Regions from separate parts of the Homo sapiens genome. Here region 2 is linked to region 1. Evidence: read pairs that join two places in POLR2A ChIA-PET (ENCODE). Cell type or tissue: PC-9. All regions are shown on one strand. Links, peaks and the distances in the headings refer to the core of each region. The heading gives the core; the rest is flanking DNA. Region 1 holds the start of TMEM258 (transmembrane protein 258). Region 2 has its middle 49 kb from the start of AHNAK.

The links. ChIA-PET counts read pairs that join two places held together with the same protein. Peaks named below come from ENCODE experiments on the same cell type or tissue, not always from the same donor. Only the 100,000 strongest peaks of a DNase experiment are listed, where the experiment ranks them.
Region 2: POLR2A ChIA-PET joins it to region 1 with 6 read pairs; 2 of 35 experiments call an interaction of 5 or more read pairs at or near these places.

The regions. Positions count from the first base shown.
Region 1 is chr11:61,784,051-61,793,014 of GRCh38, reverse strand. It overlaps MYRF (myelin regulatory factor), which reads right to left. Exons shown (of 27, transcript NM_001127392.3): 25 at 8,630-8,735; 26 at 7,141-7,215; 27 at 4,497-6,952. The coding sequence ends at 6,872. TMEM258 (transmembrane protein 258) reads left to right here and starts at 416. Exons shown (of 4, transcript NM_014206.4): 1 at 416-459; 2 at 2,413-2,522; 3 at 3,094-3,230; 4 at 3,780-4,066. The coding sequence starts at 457. The coding sequence ends at 3,220. FEN1 (flap structure-specific endonuclease 1) reads right to left here and starts at 104. Exons shown (of 2, transcript NM_004111.6): 1 at 1-104. MIR611 (microRNA 611) reads left to right here and starts at 454; the gene lies at 454-520. RefSeq lists enhancers at 1-190, 104-398, 191-1,168, 6,440-7,184, 7,185-7,929. In PC-9, for the core only: CTCF peaks have their summits at 659, 864, 4,496 and 4,705; DNase peaks (open chromatin) are centred at 374 and 884; H3K4me3 peaks cover 1,747 bases; H3K27ac peaks cover 1,681 bases.
Region 2 is chr11:62,489,405-62,505,879 of GRCh38, reverse strand. It overlaps a transcript of AHNAK not described here. Among named protein-coding and RNA genes, the nearest start is that of AHNAK, 49 kb to the left of the region's middle. RefSeq lists an enhancer at 1-217. In PC-9, for the core only: CTCF peaks have their summits at 8,371 and 8,571; DNase peaks (open chromatin) are centred at 5,419 and 8,329; H3K27ac peaks cover 1,806 bases.

The DNA of each region.
Region 1 (8,964 bases), core at 1-8,000:
ACGCGGCCTCGGCGGCTAAAGCTTGGTTCGGGGTTGCCCCGGGCAGGCGGTCCTAAGCTCGCTCTCCCTTCTCAGCTTAGCGGCGGGTGGCCTGACGTTCAGCCGCCTTCCAAAGCCCGCGCTCCCGTCACGTGACCTGCTCGCCACGCACAGCCTCTTGGGGCGCGTAGTGCAGGCTGCGTCCCCTCAGACGGCTGCTCTCATGGCAACCAGTCCCTCCAGGGAGAACAGAGTCTCTCAGCGACCCTGGCGTACCCTTCTCCACCGCTTGTCCCCACTCCACCCACACCAGGTCCCCGCAGGCCCCTGCTCCCTCTACACCCGAAATCGCAGGACTACAAGTCCCTCAATGCCACTTGCGCCGGAGGCACTTCCTTTTCCGGTTGTGCTAGGCGCCTGCTCCTGCCGACGTGTTCTTCCGGTGGCGGAGCGGCGGATTAGCCTTCGCGGGGCAAAATGGTGAGAGCGTTGAGGGGAGTTCCAGACGGAGATGCGAGGACCCCTCGGGGTCTGACCCACACCGCGCTTATCTCCTCAGACGCCGGAGATCCAGAGGGCTAGACGCTCCTGGAACCTCCGGCTTGGGCTGAAGGGTGGGGAAGGGGGAAGCCCCTTGCCATGAACTCCTTAGGTTTCTCAGCTCGCGATTTCTAAGGGCGAGAGGCGTGGGGCGAATTTTGAATACCTTCCAGTTTGTATATCTCTGTTATCGGTGGTGTGTTATCTTTATTTGGAAAGTTCTTCTGCCGAACCCGTGCCCATCCTACAATGCCCTGGGCAAATGTTTATTGGTGAAGCACTTCCAACTCTCAGGCACTTGGCCAGACTTTCCTAGGAGCGCCCACAGCCTCTGTACAGATCTCTGGCCACGTTCCATGGACTTCTTTGTTTTCGGCCACGCCTCCTAGTGACCACCGTCTGACGCGCATCTAGCTCTGGGATGATGTCTATTCATCTTTGTATTCTCAGTGCCAAACAGAGGGCCCGTAATTGGAAGCTCAATAAATGGCAGTGATTGTCTTTATCATTTTGGGGGAAGGGGGCCGTGATTGTTTACTGAATTGAATTCCAGTGTCTCAGAACAATGGGGGCAGTTTACTTCTCTAGAGTTGTTATGTTCTGGATTTTAGAAGCATTGGCTGACCGGTGACAATGAAGTTAACATTTGTACAGATCTTTACGTTTACAGCCCTCTTTCATAAAAGACATTATCTCATCATCTTCCCTACAGCCTTAGGAAGGAAGCAAATACCTGTTGAGCAAAATACTCCCTGCTAGGCACTAGATGCTTTGATTCATCATCTTTCTTATTTTTCAGTTCTGTGAAATAGATATTACAGTCGCTTTACTCAGACTCAGATTACTCAGAACCAGAACTTGAATGTCTTGACCATAGCTCACAAGATTCCATAATAGCATAGGTAGTGAGGAAAATACTGAATTAGAAATTGAGGGCCAGGCGCGGTGGTTCACTCCTGTAATCCCAGCACTTTGGGAGGCTGAGGCGAGCGGATCAGGAGGTCAGAAGTTCAAGACCAGCCTGGCCAGCAAGGTGAAACCCTGTCTCTCCTAAAAATACAAAAAATTAGCCGGGCATGGTGGTTCACGCCTGTAATCCCAGCTGCTCGGGAGGCTGAGGCAGGATAATCACTTGAACCCAGAAGGCGGAGCTTGCAGTGAGCCGAGTTGGCACCACTGCACTCCAGGCACTCCAGCCTGGGCGATAGAGCAAGACTGTCTGGAAAAAAAAAAAAATTGAGCCTGGGCGCGGCAACTCACACCTGTAATCTCAGTACTTTGGGAGGCCGAGGCAGGCAGATCACCTGAGGTCAGGAATTCAAGACCATCCTGGCCAGCATGGCAAAACCCCATCTCTACTAAAAATACAAAAATTAGATGTGGTGGTGCGCACCTGTAATCCTATAGTCCCAGCTACTCGAGAGGCTGAGGTATGAGAATCTCTAGAACCCGGGAGGCAGAGGTTGCAGTGAGCCGAGATCGTGCCACTGCCCTCCAGCCCGGGCGACAGAGTGAGACGCCGTCCAAAAAATGAGACTCCGTCAAAAAAAAAAGATATTGAGATCTGGGTACCACCAGTCAGTGACTTATAGCGGGGGTTCTCAGCTTGGTGTCTATAGACACTGGTCCACAAAGCTCCGGAAATTGTAGGCAAACTTTTTCTTGTATGTGGTTTTTCTCAGGCAGAGAGTTCGTACCTTTAGTCACGTTTTCATAGTGGTCAGATTATTGGCCTCAGAAAATGCTAATAAGGGCCATTGATCTGCAGCTACATTTCCGGGCTAAAATCAGCCTCTGTTTCACGGCAGCACCAGGCTCCTTGATAACCGCATGTTCTCTCCAGGCTGAAATCGTGGGATTCTTTGATAGCTCTGATCTCTTTCCCTCCTCTAGGAGCTCGAGGCCATGAGCAGATATACCAGCCCAGTGAACCCAGCTGTCTTCCCCCATCTGACCGTGGTGCTTTTGGCCATTGGCATGTTCTTCACCGCCTGGTTCTTCGTGTATCCTTTCACTGAGCAGCCAGAGGACCAGCATTAGTGATGTGGGAAGCTCAGGGAGAAACCACGCTAGGTACATGGACCCCGCCGGTTTTGTACATTGGATTGGGGCTGAGAGAAGGTAAGGAGGAGAGGAGGGCTAGTGATGCCCAGGGGCAGGTTATAGCCTTATTTCCCAAGTTCAGGTGAGCTCAGTTTGTTCTTTGGATTTCCAGGACAGTGAGCAGGGGACCTGGCTGGAGTGGAGGTGGGGAATAGGGGTGCTACAGTTGGAAAGGTGGTATAAGGAAGGGTGCACTCAGGTGTCAGGAGGTCTGAGGGCTAGTCCCAGCTCCGGCCCTCATGAGCTGTGTGACCTGGGGCAAGTGACCTAACTCCTCTGGGTCTCATTTTCTTCATGGCAGTGGAGCACCAGAGTCCAAGGCATCTCTTAGGCCCCTCTGCCTGGCTGCTCTGAGCCAGATAGGCCTCCCAGAAGGCATTGAGCCAATGCTTTTCTCCTCAGATTGCCGTGGGCTGGGCTCTCTGCACTCCACAGTCCACCCCTTCGCTTTGCCTTAACTGCTGTGCCCAGTTACGAGGTCACCTCTACCAAGTACACTCGTGATATCTATAAAGAGCTCCTCATCTCCTTAGTGGCCTCACTCTTCATGGGCTTTGGAGTCCTCTTCCTGCTGCTCTGGGTTGGCATCTACGTGTGAGCACCCAAGGGTAAGAGCTGCAATGGGATGGATGCGTGAGCCTCCAAGGCACAGCCCAGGGAAGCCTCCCCAGAGTCAGGTCAGCAGGGTCCTTAAAGCTCTTACCAGCATGACCCCTTGGTTGATGGAGACAGACTCAGTGGAATGGGTAGGGACACTAGACATTTGTGCCTCTTTCCCTGCCCCTCATACGGATTTGAGCCAAATGTGACTCTCAGTTCTGAGCTCACATGGCCCAAGGCCTCGATCTGCCTTTGGGATGTACCACCTAGAAGTGTGGACGCAGGCATCCCATGGCTGTACATTTACATTCTTAGAAGTCAGACCCCAGTGACTTGGAGAGGCTGCTGGGAAGTCAGCTGGCTGAAAGGGGGTCAAGATCCAGGGCTTAAAACTTGCTGCAGACAATCCACCAAACAGGCCACTAGGAATCAGCTCTGGTGGCTCATCCTCAGAGGTGTGTGCTCAATAGCCCTTGCCCCAGGAGCACAGGGGTGCAGGGAGAGAAGGAGGAAAGAAGGGCCATTGGTCTTATTTTGATACCCCTCTCCTCTTTTAGGTAACAACCAGATGGCTTCACTGAAACCTGCTTTTGTAAATTACTTTTTTTTACTGTTGCTGGAAGTGTCCCACCTGCTGCTCATAATAAATGCAGATGTATAGCAGTCCTGTCTGGGGCCCATTCTGCAGGGGTGGTGGGTGCTGGGACCTACATTGCTTCCCCAATCTCTTCCCTTTCCCATTTCTCATCTGCCTTTCACAGTTCCTGCTGCTGATCTACTTAAGGGGGATGAGATTTGTGTAGCACCGGTGTTTTGTCATTGGAATTTAAGGCTTACCTGTGGATAGGGTCTGGGCCTACCCTTTTCTATTGTTTCTAGGACAAACTTCTCTGGGAACCCACATCGGTCCATTCTGCCCTAGGCCAGTCCCTGCCATAAACATAGCCACCATTCTCTGTGCTGGGGCATCCTCACCAGGCTCAGCTTCTCCCCCTAAGAAGGCTTTTCTCCTCAGTGGCTACTTTTAATGCAGGTGGGCAGCAGCGGGTGCGCAGGAGGGGAAGGTGTGGCCATGGGAGAGGCTGATGAGTCCACTCCTAGCCCCAATATGAAGCTAAGAGGATAAGGGGTATGAAGCATCCATTTGGCCCTCTGGTTCAGGCGCTCAGAGATTCCAGGCTTCTCAGGAAGAACTTTGAATTCCAATTGGCCCTAGCCTTATAGGTGACTCCTCTCCCACCAGACCAATCCCAAGAAGAGACAAGGAGGCAAGCTCAGATACAAAGCAGTATTTATACATTTATTTATATATGTATATTTACTTCAGAAGAAACGAACATTTCGGGGACAGGAAGCAAGCAGGCCCGGGGCTGCTTCCCTCACTGCCCACCTCAGAGTCAGAGTTGGCACATGACAAATACCAAGCTCAGGGAGAAGAACTGGGAGTTAACTGGGAAGTAGGGGGCGCTCTATGCACACGCAGGCTTCTAAGGGTGCACGGTATGGGCAGGAGGATTTGCACTGGGAGGCCCTATGTACAGCTTGAAGCTAGGGGGAGATTAGCCCAGTGACTACAGGAACAAACGCCAAAGGAGAGAGAAGAAGGGAGGGATGACCTGCTGGACCCCAGGGCAGGGACAGGGCCAAGACACTCACACCATTGCCAGCCGGGCAGCTGGCAGCTTCCAGCAGGTGGCCCACTTACCTTCCCTGAAGCCCTTTTACCACAGGCTTAAGGCAACTTTGGTCCAAGGTTGACCCCCTCAAGCAGCTTGGATCCCCAGCCTGTCCCCAACTCCTGCACTGAGGAACCCCTCCCCAGGCTTGGAAACAGAGCCAGCTGCTAACGGTTTTGGGGCTGTGCTGTGTCCAGATGGGCTCCATGGGGCAGTGGACGGTCACTTTCCAGTTAAGGACTGAGGGCCCGCAGTCCAAGAACATGAACCCCCATTGAGGAAGCCCAGGAATCCTATTACATGGAGTGGGGCTCGGCAGTTTTAAGGCATAGGGAGGATTCCCCCAGTGGGAGGGAGAACAAAGTCATCATAAGGAAGGCTCAGCCCCTGCATGGTTTGGGAATCGTAAAATTCCTATGTCAACGGAACCAAATTGGGGAGGGGGCTGGGAGCAAGCTATCCCTGCTATTCCTGCATCCCCCTGCTCTTCCCTATCCTGAGGACAAGTGCTTTGAGATCAATGGCAAAAGGGGGCCTGCAGTTCATAGGCTTCAAGGAAAGGCCTCCACTATAGAAAGGCCTCCCATTCAAAGCTGAGAATGAGTGGTGGGACAGGGGCAAGGCCTGCTTCCCAAAGAGGTGGCAGCATACCACAGGGCAAGGACAGCAATTCCCTTTCCCATTTCTGGACCCATGGCAGACATGGCTAAATGAATACTACACTCCTTCCATGAGCCTGGATGTAGCCTCGGAATGCACCAGGCACCACTAAGAAACTTGAAGGTGGCACTTAAGATACAACTTCTTCCCTAACCCAGGGTCTTGGTGGTTGGGAGTGGGATGGGTGTCGGAGGCTCCCTGGGAGGGATCAGAGTCAGAGCCCTGTCTTTGCAAGTGTCACACCCCTGCTCTGGCCCACTCTGAGCTTTCTAGCTCCATCCTTCCATTCCTTCCTGCCCTGGTTTAAGTGCATTTAGTAATTACTTCATTAATAACAGCAAAAGCTATTTGCATCTGCCCACCAGCCAAGACCAGGCTGCTGCTTGAGGGATTCCTGCTCCTCTGCTCAGAGAGAATGATGTGGTCACTGATCACTGTGAGCTCCAGACGCTCCCAGGAACGCAGGCAGTGAAGCTGCAATACCATCTGGGGGCTCAAAGGGAATTTCCTCTTCCTGGATATTCCTGGTTCAAGGCTCTAGGGCTTACCTGGCCCACTGGCCCCTACTGGTTCAGGCCTGTGAAGGGCTGAGGGTGGCTTCACCAGGCACTGAGTAGACTTAAGGCACAAAGTCAGTTTCTCCAACCCAGGCAGGGCTGGCCTCGGCTGCCCTGGGACTTCTTGGGAGCCAAGCCCTCCCAGGGAGAAGAAACCTCCTGGGCCACACTTAAAGCTTAGAAGTCCGAGTCTGGCGTAACAGGCAAACCCCAGAAAGTCCACTACCAAGCCATCCCCCAGGGAACAGCTTTAAGGGGGAGAGCCGTCTGCCCTCCATTGACTCATGGGGGTCCACCCAAGTCTCTTAGGGCTGGATCCGAGCCCCCTGCTGATCTCAAAGGTGGGCAGGTCCTCTCTCCAAAAGGGTTGGCTCCAGTCTCAAAAGGGGAGGCAAGGGAGAATGGGCTCTGAACAAATCAGGGCCACAGGCTTCCCCTTCCCTCCAGGGCACCTGAACCAGCCCTCCAACCACCATATCTGGAAAGAGGTAAACTGGTCCTGTCCTGGCCCCTAGGGGGTGGCAGGCAGGAAGGCCCAAGAAGTCTCTGGCTCTCAGGTTCCCTCTGTGCCGTGAGGGGCGACCAGCTGGAACAGCAACTCCAGTGTGAAGACTTCCAGTTTCACCAGTCTCGGGTAGGGCCAGTGAACAGCAGAGCTGGCCTGCAGCGGGCTCCAGTGTAACACCATTGCATCCAGTGTTGGGGGGTGCCTGGGCACCCCTGGTCCCTGGTGTGGTGCTGCCTCAGGAGGGCAGCTCAGTCACACAGGCGGTAGAAGTGGAAGTGGTAGTCTGTGGCTGGCTGGGCGAGAGCCTCTGAACTGCAGTTGGCCTGACCCTGGGTGGAAGGGCAGTGGGAAGGTGAGGTGGCTCTGGGGGTGCGGGGCAGATGGCACTCCCTGCTGACATTGCTTGACACTGTGCCCCCAGCCCTACCACATACTGTGCAAACCCCCCATTCCTCAAGCCCCACGTCGCAGACAGGGGTGCCCAGACCTCCAGGGTAGGTGGGATGCCCCTGCTCACCAGCAGTGCCACCCGGAAGTGGTAGGTGAATTCACGGAAGGACAGGATGGTTATTGGCCACCGGTGAGAGGTGCCCTGGAGAGAAGGGAGAGAGGGGTCAGGACAGACTGCTGCCCTTATCCCAACCAGCATCTCTCACCACGGCCGTCGCAGTCCTGGGGTCTGTGGGGAGTTTTATGAAGGAAAAAAGCAGAGAACTTTGAAGAGATAGGAAGGAGCATGTTCTGCTTTGGCAGAAGGAGCAATGGCAGCTACTCCATGCAGACCGTGCCCGGGACTGGCAGGTCCACAGCCACCTCCACCTGGCCCCTGCCTCCTTCCCAGTCCTGTTGTGCTGGGTTCCCTCACCCACTATGCTCTGGGCACATCAAAGTATTTCATTAGCCCCATCCTCAGTACAATCCAGTGACACAGTGCTGCTACTAGCCCCATCTTCTGGATGAGGAAACTGAGCCACTTCCTAAAAATCACACAGTGTGGCAAAATCACACAGCTGGGATTCAAACCCAGGTCTGTCTGGCTGTCTCCCTCACAGGGTGGCATGCAGCCTGGCTGCAGGCAGCTTGCCCATCTACCTGAGGCTTTGGCTGTGCGTCTGTGATGTGGTTTCAGGCCCGAGCACCATGTCTGCTGTGTGTCTAGCTGGGCTCTCCCTCTGTCTTGGACCCTGTCTCTTCTGCAGGGCGACAGGGCTCGGGCCTCCCTCAGAAGCACCCCCACCTCTGTTGCAGGTGCTTTCTGCACGTCTTTTCTCCCTCACTATAGAGTACGTTCTTGGAAGTCAAAACCTGTGTCTACTCCACCTCTCTCCCCTGCAGCTAGGCCCACCCAGCACAGGGCCTGGGACAGATGGGGCCCCAATCAATATTTTCTGAGTAAACACATGAATGGGCAAGAAAAAATAATCACTACTTCCCTTCATTTGTCCTGAGCGTCTTCTCCCATGGCCTCTTAGGCTCAAGAAGAAACTGGGGGTCCATCAGCCCCAGGGACAGTCATAACTTCCGGTTACCTGGCCAGGGAGGAGCTCACCATCCAGTTCTCCCAGAAGAGGTGGCCAAACATGGAACCTGAGGGGCCCTCTGATGCTGTACATCTAGCTGTGCCACTTCCCCAACCTGAGCATGAGGTCGGCTCCTTCCTGCTTCTGCAGACACCTCCAGTGAGCCACAGCCCTCCCCGCCATGGGCTCCCAGACACCTGCCTGTTTCCATCATTGCACTCATCCACATTAGCACCTGTGATCTGCTGTCTTCCCCACGTCTCCAGCACGGCAGGGCTGGGAGATGCTCAGCAGAGTGCAATGAACAAACACGGGCACGCGTGCCCCTCCCTGGGACACAGAGGCCCAGGCCCCAGAGTGTCCCTTGTGGAGAAGGCTTTACTCTATAACTCCCAGCTTCTGCTCCTTGCCCATTTTGGGGCCCAGTTGTGCCAGGAGAGAAGCAGCTCGGGCCTGGCCGGCCCGCAGCTTCCCAGTCCCACCTACCTGGGTGTCCTGGTGGGTGTGGAGACTCTGTGGAAGGCTCCCCTCCTCACATGGTTCCTCCTTTGACCTCAGGCTGCACAGCACCACAGACACGGGGGAGGAGGAGCTGTAGACAGGCCCAGTTAGCAGAGAAATGAGGTTCTAGAGTCCCTCAACCCCAGCCCCCTCCCAGCCAGCCTGCCACACGCCTCTGAATCTCCACCCAGCCTGAAACACCGCATAATAACCAGGGCCCTCGAACAAAACCTTTCCCATCGACCATCCCATGTGGTCCTCAGCCCATGAGGCCAGGTCATTTAGCCAGTTAACCACGAAGTAGGCAATGAAGTCAGCAC
Region 2 (16,475 bases), core at 5,296-13,295, 710 kb before region 1:
ATTATGGGGAGCTGGAGAAGAAGAAAGCAAGCAGAAAACTAAGGGGGGAAACGAGAGAAAGAGCCCGGGATGGGCAGAGGCTGACAGTGTGGCCAGGGGTCCTGCTGGGGGCGGGTGGAGAGTAGGGGGAGGTGTGTCGGGGGAGGCAGCAGGGGAGGAGCAAAGCCCTAGGTCGAGGGGGAGGGAAGGGCGGCGGCTTGCAATGAGCGGCAGGGAGCGTTGAAGGGCGTGGAGCGGGAAGGAAAGAAAAAGAGGGAGAGGACTCACAGGGAGAAAGGACAGTGCCAAAGGGTGACTTCGAGGGGACTTTAGCCCCGCTCCCTGTCTCCATAAATCCCTCCTGGCACTCCAAACAAACCTACAATCGAAGTAAAGCAGCGCGCTTTCAATAGCGAGGCAAGGTCCCTTGCTCCAACCAGAAACGGGATGATACCTGGTGAACCCCCATCCAGCAAGCCCGGGGCCCTCAGAATCAAGGGCATGAGACCCTGGTCTCTAGAGAGCATCTGTGGCCACACCCCATTGGCCGAACTGTCAATCGCCAGGCCATATTTGGGCCTCATGACCCGTTGCTAGGCAGATTTTTATCCCCTGGGGTTGCTGTGAGCCATGTGCCCGCAGACTGGGTTGGAGGCGTGGGACACAGAGGGGAGCAAAGACGGGGCGAGCAAGTGGGAAAGAAGACCCTGGGGGGCTGTCGGGAAGCTGCTGAGACCAGGTATACACCTCCCAAGGGGTGGCCACGGGACCTCACCCCTTACCCTAGTGGGTCCCCAATGCCCAAACACTGGCCTTTCATTGCGCGCTTTCCCCTTTATCCAGACTTCCTTCAAATGACAGCTTTGTACCCTGAGAAACTAAGGTCCTGGAGAGTGTCAGCGTCATATATGTTATTGCTTTTGAAACTTTACATTTAAAAAGAGAGCTTTTAGACCCTGAGGGATGGGTCTCTCACGTGGTTATTTCAGGCCCATCAGCAGGCCAGCTTAGGGCATTTTGAAACGGCAGAGCCTTTTAGCCCATCCTCACAAACAGCGTGGTACCGCCTTGCTTTCTCCTCTGGGAGCTCCTGACATCCTCTGGATGCTGGGCTGCAGGGGGCAGGGTAGGGGGTGGGGCAGGGGCGCTTGACCCCTATGTGGAGGAGTTTTGGCCTTAAGGTTCCCCAGCCCCAGCCAGGTGAAAGGGGAGGCTTTTGACAACCTTGGGTCTTTCCAGCCAGTGTTTACCTAGGTGTGTGGTCTCCTCAAGGGCGCGTGGCTGCCAACCACGCCTCTGTCCTCTGTCTTCGGTGGCCAGGCGGTGGGGAGGGCTGGAATGTGAGCAGGCAGGCAAGAATAACGCCAGGGCATTTTCTATTTGTAAGATTGCAAGTTCGGCTCACAACTTGAATTTCAAGTGGGCCCTTCAGCCAGATAGGGAAGTCAGATGAGAGAGTGGAGGCAGCCAGTGCGGATTGTCTAAATTCCTAGAAAAATTCCTAGAAAATAAATTCTAGGAATTTAGCTGCAGGAGGGAGGAGCCCCAGGTGGGATAAGCTCTGGGTAAATTTGCTGGGGGGCCTGGCAGGGATGCTAGGCTTTTTGTCCTTCACGCTATTTAAACATCATGTTTTTCCAAAAATTGCGTGTCTCTTGAATCATATCTAAGACTCTCTTTCTTTCTCTCTCTCTCTTTCTTTCTTTCTTTTTCTTTCTCTCTCTCTCTCTTTCTGTTTTTGAGATAGAGTCTTGTTCTGTTGCCTAGGTTGGAGTGCAGTGGTGTGATCTTGGCTCACTGCAACCTCCACCTCCTGAGTTCAAGCAATTCTCCTGCCTCAACCTCCCTAGTAGCTGGGATTACAGGTGCGCACCACCATGCCTGGCTAATTTTTGTATTTTTAGTAGAGATGGGGTTTCACCATGTTGGCCAGGCTGGTCTGGAACTCCTGACCTCAGGTGATCCACCCGCCTCGGCCTCCCAAAGTGCAGGCATTACAGGCATAAGCCACCACGCCCGGCCTGGAGGCAGGGACTTTAAAAGAAGTTATTTTTTAAACTGAGCTGCTGCCCTCTTATGAAGGAAAACCACTCCCTCTAAGTACTGATTTTGGTGACTGCTCTTAGTTTGAAGTAATTATTGTGTCTAAAAATGGAAAATCACATGTTACTGTTTATCAAAAGGAAATAAACACCTTGGATTAATCGGGTTCTTGCCACTGGATGGTGAGTCCAGACCTTGCCGGCAACCCAGGTAAAAAGGCCACTCTGCATGTTCTGCAAACACTCACTTTTTTTTTCTTTTTCTTTTTTTTTTTTGAGATGGAGTCTTGCTTTGTTGTCCAGGCTGGAGTGCAATGACACGGTCTTGGCTCACTGCAACCTCTGCCTCCTGGGTTCAGGTGATTCTCCTGCCTCAGCCTCTTGAATAGCTGAGATTACAGGCGCCCGCCACCATGCCCGGCTAATTTTTCTTTTAGTAGAGACAGGGTTTCACCATGTTGGCCAGGCTGGTCTCGAACTCCTTACCCAGGATCCCCCCGCCTTGGCCTCCCAAAGTGCTGGGATTACAGGCGTGAGCCACCGTGCCCAGCCCACTTTCGTTGTTTTACAGTTTCCGAAGGGGAAGTGGTCAGATCCTGTGTGTCCGCTGAGGCTTACTTGCCATGCCTGGTTATGTAATCGTGGACAACCTTTGATTGGGCTTTGCTGGTGGCAGAAATAAGGACAGGAAAAAACATGGGAGTCAGGGCGTGTCCCCCACTCACTCTACTCTGACATGGATTGGACTGTTGATTGTTTTGTATTTATGAGCATTTGCTGAACTCTCACGGAATATGGAGAATTAAAAGTTGGACAGAAATGCTTCAGTAAGCCAGCGTGAACTGTACATAGGTTCACACAGGGAAAAAAAGGTCTTGGAGGTGGCTCCGAACACTACATGTCTCAGCCTTTTCATACTCCAGCCAATGCCCAGGGAGCACTTGGTGGTCTCTGCTTTTGACTTAGCTACTGTCAGCCTCTGCAGTCTCAAGCCGGCCTCTGCAGCCACACTCAGCTCTTCCCAGTACTCTTTTAACATACTCTTCTCTTTCCAGCACCTGGCTTTCATGCAGGCTTTTCTTCCTCATCCTTTGGGTTTCAGCTCAGAGGTCATTTCCTCCTGGAAGCCTTCCTGGATACTCCCCATCTTCCCCAGCTATCTCACGCATTCATGTTGCTCTGTACTTTTTTGTTCTTAGCACTATTCATATTAAAATATTAGTGGCCAATGGCTTGTCTGTCTGCCTCTTGCTCCGGACTGTCAGCTCTGTGAGTGAGAAGTAGTATGCTTGTCCATCATTATGTCTCCAGCACACGGCCAGGCACATGGCACGTGGCAGAAACTTGATAAGCCATCTTATCACTAACCGATCACTTCATACACTTCCCCTCAGCGACTGGTGCTCCAATTTTCCTTCTGTCAATTACTGTTTAGTTTCTTGATCTCTCAGGTTTTAGCCTGTACTTAGGGTAAAAACAAACAAAAGTTAAAGAACAAAACAAAATAAACATTCTCTAATAAACGGTTGCTGAAGTTTTGCACTTTGGCTGCTTTCCTTGAGCTGCTGAGTGTGAATTCAGCTAAATTCTGTGCCCTGTTGGCTGGCAAACTTCTCAAATTGACACCATTCCAGCCCCCAGGACTGCCCTGCTGGGGTGGGAAAGGAGGCAGAGGAAAAGCTTGGAGACTCTGAAGTCGAGGACCTGAAGCCCAAGAAAGGTGGGGTGGCAAGAACGGCAAAAAGGGTGTTGCTTGGGGCAGGAAGTTGAGGAAGAGGGAGTGAAGGAGTGCTCGGGTGTGGAAGAGGAGAAGACACCCCAAATCTGCCCAGTTTGGTCCGAAATGGGTGGCTGGCATCTGAAACGTCTCTCACTGCTTAAGTCTAGGAAGTGTGGCTTTTGATTATTCTTTTGTTCTCCTTCCCTTCCTTCCTAGAGAATTTTTTGACCTGGAAAGCCTGGCTGGGATGTGGAGGGTTGTGTTTCCCACCTGCAGCAATGCGGGGCTGGCTTTGTCTTTGCAGCGAACTGCCCCATGCCCCCTGCCTGCCCCACCGCTCTCTTTGAGCCTGACAGACACAGCAACAGTGGCTCCGTGGCCAGCGTCCAGCGCTGCAGAATGAGACAAAGCCCTGTGTATTTGCTGGGCAGCACTTGGCTGTGATATATTGACATGTGAGCGCAGTAGAGTATTTGTGGCATCTGGAGAGCAAAGTGCTCACATCATGCTGGGGTTTGGCAAGTGCATTTATTTCTCTCAGGGTTTGACAAAGTTCTTTTATTTTATTTTTTTGAGATGGAGTTTTGCTTTGTCATCAGGCTGAAGTGCAGTGGCGCGATCTCGGCTCACTGCAACCTCCACCTCCCGGGTTCAAGCAATTCCCCTGCCTCAGCCTCCTGAGTAGCTGGGACTACAAGTATGCACTACCCTGCCTGGCTAATTTTTTGTATTTTAGTAGAGATGGAATTTCATCACGTTGGCCAGGATGGTCTCAATCTCCTGACCTCATGATCCACCCACTTTGGCCTCCCCAAGTGTTGGGATTACAGGCGTGAGCCACCGTGCCTGGCAGGCAAAGTTCTTCTAGAATGTAGAATTTGAGGCATTGAGACTGGAAATCCCTTTGAAAGGCAGGGATAAAATTGTTTTTTTTTTTTGGATGGGGTCTCACTCTGACCCCCAGGCTGGAAAGCAGTGGTGCCATCTGCCACTCCACCTTCTGGGCTCAAGAAATCCTCCCACCTCAACCTCCCAAGTGCCACCACGCCTGACTAATTTGTTTTGTGTTTTTGATTTTTTTTTGTAGAGATGGTGTTTCACTATGTTGCCCAGGCTGGTCTCGAACTCTTGGGTTCAAGCAATTCTCCCATCTCAGCCTCCCAAAGTGTTAGGATTACAGATGTGAGCCACTGTGCCTGGCCAGAATTGTATGTTTTAATGTGATACAGTATGTCTGAGCAATGTCCACATCCAGTTGTCAAGGGGGAAAAAACTTGATAGTGAGCATTCCCAGCTCAACGCTGCCTTGTTCAAAACTCAGCTGACATAGAGGCTTCTGCTGGTTCCCTGTCCACACAGAGTAAGCTCTTCCCAGCCAAAGGGGAGATGAAAGGATTATTTACTATGTAAAGTGGTGAGGCAGAAATCTCCCAGTTTGTTCACTTAGCTCAAAGTGGGAGAAAAAAAATGATGTTGAGGCGGTTCTATAGCTCGATTTCTGGTATGATCAACTGGGAGCAGCAATTTAAAACCCACTTGGATTTTTTAAGTCACTGGGGAGGTTCGGAGCCACATACCACGCCCTGTGTGTCATCATCGGGCTCTCTGAGGGACAGCACGTAGGTTTGGGAGGAACAGGTTCAAACCTGACTCTGATCGTTAACGAAGGTAGTGTTCTGTAGCACACATGACTCTCTGGGCCAATCAGATTACCCCAGCCTTCTAGCACCTGTGTGAACTGACATAGCTGGGAAGCTGGCTAGGCTGGGCTCAGGTGGGGCAGCCAGGTACCTTTATAGTATGATTTGAAGGCCTCAGGTGAGGCTGCCCTAGCCTGAAATATCTCCCCTACTGGCTTGTCAAGGATGTCTGAATTTCGCTACTATTGAGTCATTCCTTTGCGTTTACTACGGTCCTCGTTTTGTGAGTGCAGATTGATCTGGAATACAGGATCCTTAACCTTCCCATCTTAATTGCGTGGATACAACTAGACTATGTTTAATCTCTTGGGTAAGCCACAAACTAAGTTCCACTTTTTCATGCCAGGCCTGTCTTGAGGCATTTCACCTGCCCTCTTCTCTATTCTGTTCAGCTTAGACAAGAAGCAAGCTGGAGCCAGGTAGTCTGGTGTGGGGGACAGAGGAGCAGAGGACTGGAAAGTGAGGGCACCCAGGAGCAGCAGGCTCTCCTTCCTGGCTTCTGGCTTTCCAGCACAGAAAAGCTTGGCTGAGCCTTGGTCTGGTGTCAGATGACGCCTGAAGGGAGATGTGATCTCCCCATTTTGGCCCAGATGGAGCACAGTTAGCTCTTACATGGACTTCCTTCCACTTACTCACTTTCCCTTTACCAGCTATCCTCTGTCCTCCTACTGCTGCACTCTCAGCCATCATCATTCTACGTGGCCTCATGCCAGAAGGGAAGTCTCATTGGCATCCCAGAGGAGCCAGGAGCTCCTAAGCCCCACCAGCACTCGGCCACACCCCTTTCCCCTTTGTGGCTTGGTTCACAGTCTCCAGGAGATGGAGGAGTGGCTAGGAGCTGCGCAGCTGCCGACAGCTCAACTTGTGCGGCTGGTTTTTTGTTTTTTTGAGATGGAGTCTTGCTCTGTTGCCCAGGCTGGAGTGCTGTGGTGCGATCTTGGCTCACTACAACCTCCGCCTCCCGGGTTCAAGCGATTCTCTTGCCTCAGTCTCCCGAATAGCTGAGATTACAGGCACACGATACCATGCCCAGTTAATTTTTTTGTATTTTTAGTAGAGACTGGGTTTCGCCATGTTGGTCAGGCTGGTCTCGAACTCCCGACCTCAGGTGATCCACCCGCCTCGGCCTCCCAAAGTGCTGGGATTACAGGCATAAGCCACTGCGCCTGGCAGGTTTGAACAGATACAGAGGATGTTTAGTGAGAGGCCAGTCGGATGCTATGGGTCTGCACTAAAGCCTTAAACCCTTTCTATCTTTTCCTCTTTCCCAGGCCTAGAAGACATGGTCAGAGTTCATCTACGTCATGCCCCTGCCTCCGGGCATATTTTATCTCCCCATGCCCATGCCTGTCTTCCAGAGACCACTCCCACCAAAGGAAGTGGGAGAAGCGAGGCGGAAGAGAGGCCATAAAGTCCGCTGGAATATAGGCTCCATGAAGGCAGGGATTTTTAATATATCCCCAGAGTCTAGAACAGTGCCTGGCCCACAGTAGATGCTCAATAAATATTTGTTGAATAATGAACCTCCCCTTGTTGAAGTAATCACAGCTGGTAAAGTACTTTCAATCCTAATGAATATTCTGTTGGACAGGTGGAAATTTTTAGAGCCAACATTTCCAAAGATCTATTTATTTTGTTTTTTGTTTTTATTTTATTTTTTTTAGAGAAGGGCCTTGCTCTGTCACTCAGGCTGGAGTGCACTGGCATGATCACAGCTCACTGCAACCTTGAACTCCTGGACTCAAGAGATCCTCCCACCTCAGCTTTCTGAGTAGCTCTTACTAAAGGCACAGCTTCCATGCCCAGCTAATAAAAAAAAATTTCTTTTTTTTTTTTTTTTAGAGTGAGTCTGGGTTCACTATGTTGCTCACGTGCTGCTCTCAAACTTCTGGCCTCAAGCGATCCTCCCACCTTGGCCTTCTAAAGCACTGGGATTATAGGCATGAGCCACTATGTCTGGCCCCAAAGATTCAATTTTTAATTACACCATATAGTGTAATTATAATTACACTATATAGTGTAATTATAATTACATTTAGTGTAATCTTAGTATGCCATTCATTTTGTAAAAAATTAAAACAATACAAGAGAAATTCCCCTTGTTCCAAACACACTTGCGTGCTCCTTCTTAGTGATAACCATTAGCTTCATCTTGGCATGTGCCCTGTAGACTTTGCTCAATGCATTTGGACAAGTCTGTATGTTAACATAGAAGCCTAGAGTTTTGTGGGTTAGCAACGACACAACAACCACAACAACAAAACCCATAAAACCATAAATAAGATTGGACTGTGCTGTTTTGCAGTTTCCTTTTTCCCCTCTTAACGTTTTGGAGATGTTCCATGTAGGTGAAAACAGACCTACCTCGTTCTTTTCATTGTGAAATATTGTGCAGCATAGATATATTGCATATTTGACAATTCCTCTATTGATGGACTTTTAAGTCATTTCCAGTGTTTACTTTTTTTTTTTTTGAGATGAAGTCTCCCCTCTGTCACCCAGGCTGGAGTGCAGTGGCTCAGTCTCGGCTCACTGCAACCTCTGCTTCCCAGGTTCAAGCGATTCTCCTGCCTCAGCCTCCTGAGTAGCTGGGATTACAGGGGCGTGCCACCACGCCTGGCAAAATTGTTTTGTATTTTTACTAGAGATGGAGTTTCGTCATTTTGGCCCAGCTGGTCTTGAACTCCTCACCTCAGGTTATCTGCCTGCCTCAGCCTCCCGAAGTGCTGGGATTACAGGTGTGAACCACCGCGCCTGGCCTATTACCAGTTTCTATGATCTTGTTAGAATAAAAATTTCAGCTCTCTCTTGGACAGGAAATTGTGAGTGATTCACACTAGTAACATAATCAGATATGTCGTAATGATGCTATTTAATGCTATGTCTTCTGTTACTTAGTAACTGTTTTACATAAAGGGCGTAATCATGTCTCCACCTTTTTTGATAGGAATGGTTGTGTATCACTTTTCTCCACCCATTTCACCATGACTTTTAGATATGAAATGGGAGAGTCTGGGGCCTTGGAGGGCCTCAGGGGAGTGACCTCCCCCTTCCCTTCCTTATCCTCTGTTTTCTTGAGTGGCTTCAAGGAGTTGTTTGGTGCCATAGCCTGCCCTTCTGCCACATCCTTTCCTGCCACATAGTGGTCATGTCCTGGAATGACGAGATGACAATGCCAATCATTCAGTCCCAGGCTGCATGGTGCACTGGCCTTTGGATTCCTCCTTTGATCAGCTCAGAACACTTTAGCAGTTGTTGGTTTTGACCTGTGCTTGGCTTTGATGATATCAGGCCCATCTTCAAACCTTTTCCTTGTACCTCAGGAATGATACCGCAGTCTGGATCCAGCCTTAATCTTTTCAAGGCCCACGCATCACTCAGTATAATATTTTCCACAGATAAGTACATTTTAAAAGGAAAAGCTTTAAGAACACTTTATATTTTATACCATTTAATTCCTTGGCAATTTTCTTCTCCCACCCACACCTTAATGTCATTTGCTCTTCTATTTTTCTCAACCTCTGTTTTCTTTTCTTTCTTTCTTTCCTTCCTTCCTTCCCTCCCTCCCTTCTTCCTTCCTTTTCCTTCCTTTCTTCCTTCCTTCCTTTCTTTCTTCTTTTTCTTTCTTTCTTTCTTTCTTGAGATGGAGTCTCCCTCCCTCTGCTGCTCAGGCTGGAGTGCAGTGATGCGATCTCGGCTCACTGCAACTGCCGCCTCCCGGGTTCAAGCAATTCTCCTGCCTCAGCCTACCGAGTAGCTGGGACTACAGGCACGCGCCACCACGCCCGGCTAACTTTTGTACTTTTAGTAGAGACAGGGTTTCACTATGTTGATCAGGCTGGTCTCGAACTCCTGACCTTGTGATCTGCCCGCCTCGGCCTCCCAAAGTGCTGGGATTACAGGTGTGAGCCACCGCTCCCGGCCAACCTGCTTTCAAGATTACATCAGAGTGGTGGCTGTGGAAGAATTTTTCTCCCTGAGAATTTTCTCTAGGCATAGTTCTTTGTTACTAACAAGATTTTCCTTCTCCCTGCTTGATGATTTCCGTACAGTTTAGACTCATAGAGTATCTTAATATTAATCTCTAGTGATTGAATTGCAACAGCACCTAGGATGGCTAGATTTCATAATGGCTTTTTCCTGAAGTTCACTTTTCAGAGGGAGCCTAGGACTTTTAAGGCAGTGTGACTTGTTTTAATGGTTTCAGATTAATTTTGTATTTGTATCAGAAAACCATTTACTTAATGATTTGATTGTTTCATTTTCTAAAGTGAATAGTAACTGAACTCGTTTCCTACTCCTTTATTTAGTCCAGCTACTATAGAATCTTTGTTTTGCTTGCTTTTAGTAATATTAACGTTATTTCTTTCTTTCTTCTTTTTTTTTTTTTGAGACAGGATCTGGCTCTGTCACCCATGCTGGAGTGCAGTGGCGCAATCTTGGCTCACTGCAGCCTCCGCCTCCTGGGATCAAGTGATCCTCCTGCTACAGCCTCCTGAGTAGCTGGGATTACAGGCATATACCACCATGCCTGGCTAATTTTTCTATTTTTAGTAGAGACGAGGTTTCATCATGTTGGCCAGGCTGGTCTCGAACTTCTGGCCTCAAATAATTCAACCGCCTTGGCTTCCCAAAGTTCTGGGATTACAGGCATGAGCCACTGCGCCTGGCATATTACTGCTATTTTTTTTTTTTTTTTTTGAGACGGAGTCTCGCTCTGTCCCCATGCTGGAGTGCAGTGGCGTGATCTCGGCTCACTGCAACCTCTGCCTCCCAGGTTCAAGTGATTCTCCTACCTCAGCTTCCCAAGTAGCTGGGACTACAGGTGCATGCCTTCATGCCCAGCTAATGTTTTTTTTTTTGTATTTTTAGAAGAGACTGGGTTTCACCACGTTGGCCAGGCTGGTCTCGATCTCCTGACCTCGTAATCTGCCTGCCTCGGCCTCCCAAAGTGCTGGGATTATAGGCATGAGTCACTGTCCCCGGCCTATTACTGTTATTTCTAAAGCACTCTAGTTTTGGCAATGAATTACAACAGGACACTGTGAGGTAATCTACATGTTTAGGTGAAAGCCATGCTTTCTATAGGATAACTTCTTATCTTGAATATACTGGCAACTTTGGCTTGGATTTTTTTTCCTTCTTTCATATTTCCTAATATATGCTATGAAACATGAATGGATGGTTTAGTGTTTAGAGTGTGGGTTTATGAACCAGGTAGTTTGGATTCAAATCTCAGCTCTGCCACTTTCTTTTTTTTTGCCCGGGTTGGGGGAGGTGGTCTCACTCTGTCACCTAGGCTAGAGTGCAGTGGTGTGATCACAGCTCACTGTAGCCTTGACTTCCCTGAGATCAGGTGATTGTCCCACCTCAGCCTCCTGAGTAGCTGGGACCACAGGCGTGTACCACCATGCCTGGCTACTTTTTTTTTTTTTTTTGAGATGGAGTTTCATTCTTGTTGCCCAGATTGGAGTGCAATGGCTCAATCTTGGCTCACTGCAACCTCCGCCTTCTGGGTTCAAGCGATTCTCGTGCCTCAGCCTCCTGAGTAGCTGAGATTACAGGCGCCCGCCATCACGCCATGCTAATTTTTGTATTTTAGTAGAGACCATGTTGGTCAGGCTGGTCTTGAACTCCTGACTTCAGGTGATCCACCTGCTTTGGCCTCCTAAAGTGCTGGGATTATAGGCGTGAGCCACTGCGCCCGGCGGTCCTGGCTAATTTTTGAATTCTTTGTGGAGACAAGGTTTCGCCATGTTGCCCAGGCTGATTTTGAACTCCTGGGCTCAAGCCATTTGCCTACCTTGGCCTCTCGAAGTGCTGGGATTACAGGTGTGAGCCATTGTGCCTGACCAGCTCTGGCTCTTTCTAGCTGTACCATCTAGGGCAAGTTATTTAAGCTCTCTGTACTTCAGTTTCTTCTTGTGTAAAACGGGGTAGTAGTAGTACTTGTCTCCAGAGTTGATGTAAGGAGTTGACATAAGGGTAAAAATCGTTTGGCATGTGGTAAGCGCCAATGTGTTTGCCATTATTATTCAATCTTTGTTTCTAAATTAAAAAAAAATTCCTTCCTTCTGTGGTTATTTGGACTTATTCTGAGTTTCATTTTATAACTAGAAACTGAACAATTGAAATAAAAAGAAGAGTCATCACATGCTGAATTTCTCAACCAAACTTTTTCTGGGAAAGACAGGATTGTTTTTGTAAAATAATTTATATCTGATTATTATTAGAATTTTAAAAATTTGTGAAGAAAGAAGAATCAGTGAGATGGGATTAATCTATGTGCAGTTTTTAAGAACCTTGGAAATTTTCATGCCATCGATTGTTAGAGAAATGCAAATATCATTCAGTTGAAAGACTCTTACACCATTCATTCATTTATTCACCACTCATTCATTCATTTATTCACCACTCATTCATTCTTTCATCACTCATCATTCATCTATCCAAGCCACAAACATTTCCAGAATGCCTGGGACACTGCTAAGCTCTCGGAGACAAAGACAAATAATTTATTGTCTCAGCATCTAGAAAACTCTAATGAAGAATTTGCTTCATTATGGGGAGGAAAAATTTAAGTGGCCCCAACAGTCCTCCTGAAAGCTCGGAACAGGGAAGATAGTTCACCTGTAAGAAGGAAGGATGAATAAGAAATTTCACCATTTGGCCCGGCCAGGTGGGTCACACCTGTAATCCTAACACTTTGGGAGGTGGAGATGGGAGGATCACTTGAGCCCAGGAGTTCAAGACCAGCCTGGTCAACATAGTGGGACCCCCCCCATCTCTTAAAAAATAAAAAAAAGGCTGGGCACGGTGGCTCACGCCTGTAATCCTAGCACTTTGGGAGGCCGAGGTGAGTGGATAACCTGAGGTCAGGAGTTTGAGACCAGCTTGGCCAAGATAGTGAAACCCCGTCTCTACTAAAAATAAGCTTAGCCACACACTTAGCTGGTGTGGTGGCACATGCCTATAATCCCAGCTACTTGGGAGGCTGAGGCAGGAGAATTGCTTGAACCCGGGAGGCAGAGGTTGCAGTGAGATTGTGCCACTGCACTCCAGCCTGGGCAACAGAGCGAGAGTCTGTCAAAAAAAAAAAAAAAAAAGAAAGAAAGAAAGAAAACAGGCCGAGCATGATGTCTTACACTTGTAATCCCAGCACTTTGTGAGGCTGAGGTGGGTGGATCATCTGAGGTCAGGAGTTCGAGACCAGCCTGGCCAACATGGTGAAACCCTGTCTCTACTAAAAATACTAAAAATTAGCTGGGCATGGTGACACACGCCTGTAATCCCAGCTACTTGGGAGGCTGAGGCAGGAGAATCCCTTGAACCTGGGAGGCTGGAGGTTGTGGTGAGCTGAGATCTGGCCACTGCCCTCCAGCCTGGGACACACAGTGAGACTCTGTCTCAAAAAAAAAAAAAAAAAAGAAAAGAAAAGAAAACAGTAGAAAGAAAATAAAAAAGAAATTTAATCTGTTTGAAACTGAAGGTCCCGATTCAATCCTTTCATGTAACCTTTGGGTTACTATCCCCTGGGGAAGAGCAATCTCCCTTTTTTTTTGAGACAGGGTCTCACTCTGTCGCCCCGGCTGGAGTGCAGTGGTGTGATCATGGCTCACTGTAGCCTTGACCTCCTGGACTCAGGCAGTCCTCCTGCCTCAGCCTCCTGAGTAGCTGGGACTACGGTTGTGTGCCACCACACCTGGCTAATTTTGTTTATTTTTTATTTTTTGTAGAGGTGGGGGTCTCACTATATTGCCCAGGCTGGTGTGGGACTCCTAGGCTCAGGTGATCCTCTTGCCTCAGCCTCTGAAAGTGCTAGGATTACAGGTGTGAGCCACTGCATCCTGCTGGGAAGAGTAATTTCCTGGGATGGTGTTAGACTTGGGCAAACACATGAAAAGAGTAACCCGTTGAAAACACTGATGGCAACCATAGTTCTCCACGAACTGGTTTCAGTGTTGCTGCCAGACGGAATCCTGCTATTGGTCAGGGAATCCCATGGCCAGGTGGGCTCTCCTTCTTGATGGGAACACTCCCCTTCCCCACAGATGGTAGCGACCTCTGATTGGAGATCTACTGTGTAAGGCATCAGGAACTCTGAGTGGAGCTGAATCTAGTGATCGGAACCCCTGCCCCGCAGTATCCAGCTTAATGCTGTTGGAGAAAAGATACCCAGAGGGCAGTAACCGATGAGTGCTGTGGTCCCACAATAAAACCCTCCTTTCTTACACATTGTTCCTCAGTGTTCAGTTGTACCTTATCTCTCTCCTTCTGTCCTTGCAAAGCCCTTGAGGAGAATGACTGGGTCTGGTGGGTGGATGAACCGGAGATAGCATTGTCCCCTTTGTGTGAGATTCCCCGGGCTTTCACAAAGGGCTGTCCTTCAGCTTAGGCCAGTTGTCTTCTAAAGATTCTCTGTTATCTTCTCTACAGCTAGAGATTCCAGGCAATGGTGGAGCTTGGGCTGGGTTGGGGTGTGTTGGGGGGTGGTAGTGGTAAACGTGGGGTCTCTGGTATTTTATACACCCATAGTAGGCATTTGAAAAGTGCTCATTGATTGGATGATTTGATGAGTGACCTGGTGATAATCTTTATCCTTGTTAGAACACACCACAGCCATCAGCACTGGAATGCAAAGACCAGAACAAACAGAAGGAAGCCAGCAGCCAAGCCGGGGCAGTTTCAGTCTCCACCCCAAATGCAGGTGAGAGAAGTGATGGGGACTGAAAGACGGATGACCTTGATTATGATAATGATACCCTTTATCACAGATGGGCATGCCTGCCTGGGCTGTGGAAGCCACACGTGGAAGGATATGGCTCAGGACCCCAGGAGCCCAGCCCCTCTTTCTCCTGGGCCTGGAAATTCAAACCCTACTCTTCTTTCAGCTTTGTGAGAAGCCCATAGGAAATGCACTTACTACAGAAGGATTACGTACTCCTTCAGAAGGAGTCTCAAGCGTTTCTTCATAGGGAGGGCTGCCGTGGAATATCCACATTCTTTTAAGACAGTACCTATTAAACCCAGAAGCCAGGGTGGGGCAGAAACCAAAGACTCAGAATTAAAGGGTTGGAATCTACTCCTAGTGGAAGATCTACCAGAGTGTAGAAAAAGTCTTTTTGATCCTCTAAAGGAAAGTCTTTTTCAGGCCTCCTAGGAGGGAGATGCCCACATGGAGGGTGAGCTGGAGGGGAAGAAGTGAGTGACTGTGGGCTATGGAAATCCTGGGTCATAGGGAGCTACGTGGAGGGGTCATTGGCTCAGTGTGGGCCGTAGCCATGTTTCTGGCCTGTACCAAAATGAAACTGTTTTTTGGAGGTAATTGCAAACATTTAAGAATCAGGAGACTGGCTGGGCATGGTGGCTCATGGTTGTAATCCAACACTTTGGGAGGCCGAGGCAGGCGGATCACTTGAGGTCAGGAGTTCAAGACCAGCCTAGCCAACATAGTGAAACCCTGTCTCTACTAGAAATATAAAAATTAGCCGGGTATGGTGGCAGGCACCTGTAATCCCAGCTACTCGGGAGGCTGAGACAGGAGAATTGCTTGAACCCAGGAGGCAGAGGTTGCCGTGAGTTGAGATTGCACCACTGCACTCCAGCCTGGGCGACGACAGAGTGATATTCCGTCCCAAAAAAACAAAACAAAACAATAAACAAAAATATGGAATGTATGGCCTCTCAACATTTTGTCATGTTCACTGAGCCCACATTCCCACATGGCAATGTCAGCTGGAGAGGACTGACTGCCGTGTCACTGGGCAAAGGGAGCTCCGCTTCCTTCTATCCGCTCCTGTGGACCCTCCTTCCTCCATCTGAGCCCCATTTTCTCCTCTCACCTCTTCCTTGCCCAGCGCTCCACCCATAGCCTGGGGTGAATGTCCGTTCAGCATATAAACAGGGACATACTCCACCTCCTTTAAAGAAAGCCTCCCAGCCTGGTGCGGTGGCTGACGCCTGTAATCCCAGCATTTTGGAAGGCGGAGGAGCAGGAGGATCACGAGGTCAGGAGTTCGAGACCAGCCTGGCCAAAACGGTGAAACCCTGTCTCTACCAAAAATACAAAATTAGCCGGGCGTGGTGGCGCACGCCTGTAATCCCAGCTACTCAGGAGGCTGAGGCAGAAGAATCGCTTAAACCCGGGAGGCGGAGGTTGCAGTGAGCTGAGATCAGGCCACTGCACTCTAGCCTGGGTGACAGAGCAAGACTCTGTCTCAAAAAAAAAAAAAAAAAAAAAAGAAAAAGAAAAGAAAGAAAGCCTCCCTCAAGCCCGAACCCCTCTTGCTGTGGTGCTATTCTTTGAGAGCCAACTGGAAAGCATTGCCTGTTCCATTCCTGTCGCCTCTTCCTCATCTTCCCTTCACTCCAGTCCCCCCACTTCCCGTTCCCAGGCTTCCACCCTGCCACTCAATACTGCTCTTGCTGATTCCACTTCATTGATATGAGTGCCCAGGGAAATCTCTGGGCACTTGGTGCTGTGCCCTCTCCTTCCATGAAACACCCTGCCCCCTCTGATTGGTGATATCGCCTTCATGTTGACGTCTGTTTGGTTAGGATGACTTTGCCCTCCCTTCCTAGGCCCTTTATGGGCTCCCCTCTTCCCACAACCTCGAAAGTGGCAGAATTTCCCAAGGACCTGTCATGGGTTTTTGTTTTTCTCACTCGGGACTCTCTCTCCGGGCAACCTCTTGGGGCTCTGTGGCTCTCAGGCCTGCTTCTCTTCCGAGCTCCAGGGCTGCACATCTGGGCTCCCCTCCACTCCCCCTCTCCCTGTCTCTCCATCCCCGTCCTTACCGTCTCTGGTCAGCTCTGCTAACCATCTGGCTACCACACCAGTCACCCACCTTCTTAACATTTCCAATGTTTTTGGTTTGTATTATTTGCTACAATCGCCTCCTAACTGTCTGCCTGTCTTAGCTCTTTTCCTCCATGGATAGACTGAGCTTAAATAGTGGTTAGTTTAAAATAAAAGAATCAAATCATGTTACTCCCCTCCTTGAAATTCTTCAGTGGCTGCTCATGGCTCTCGGG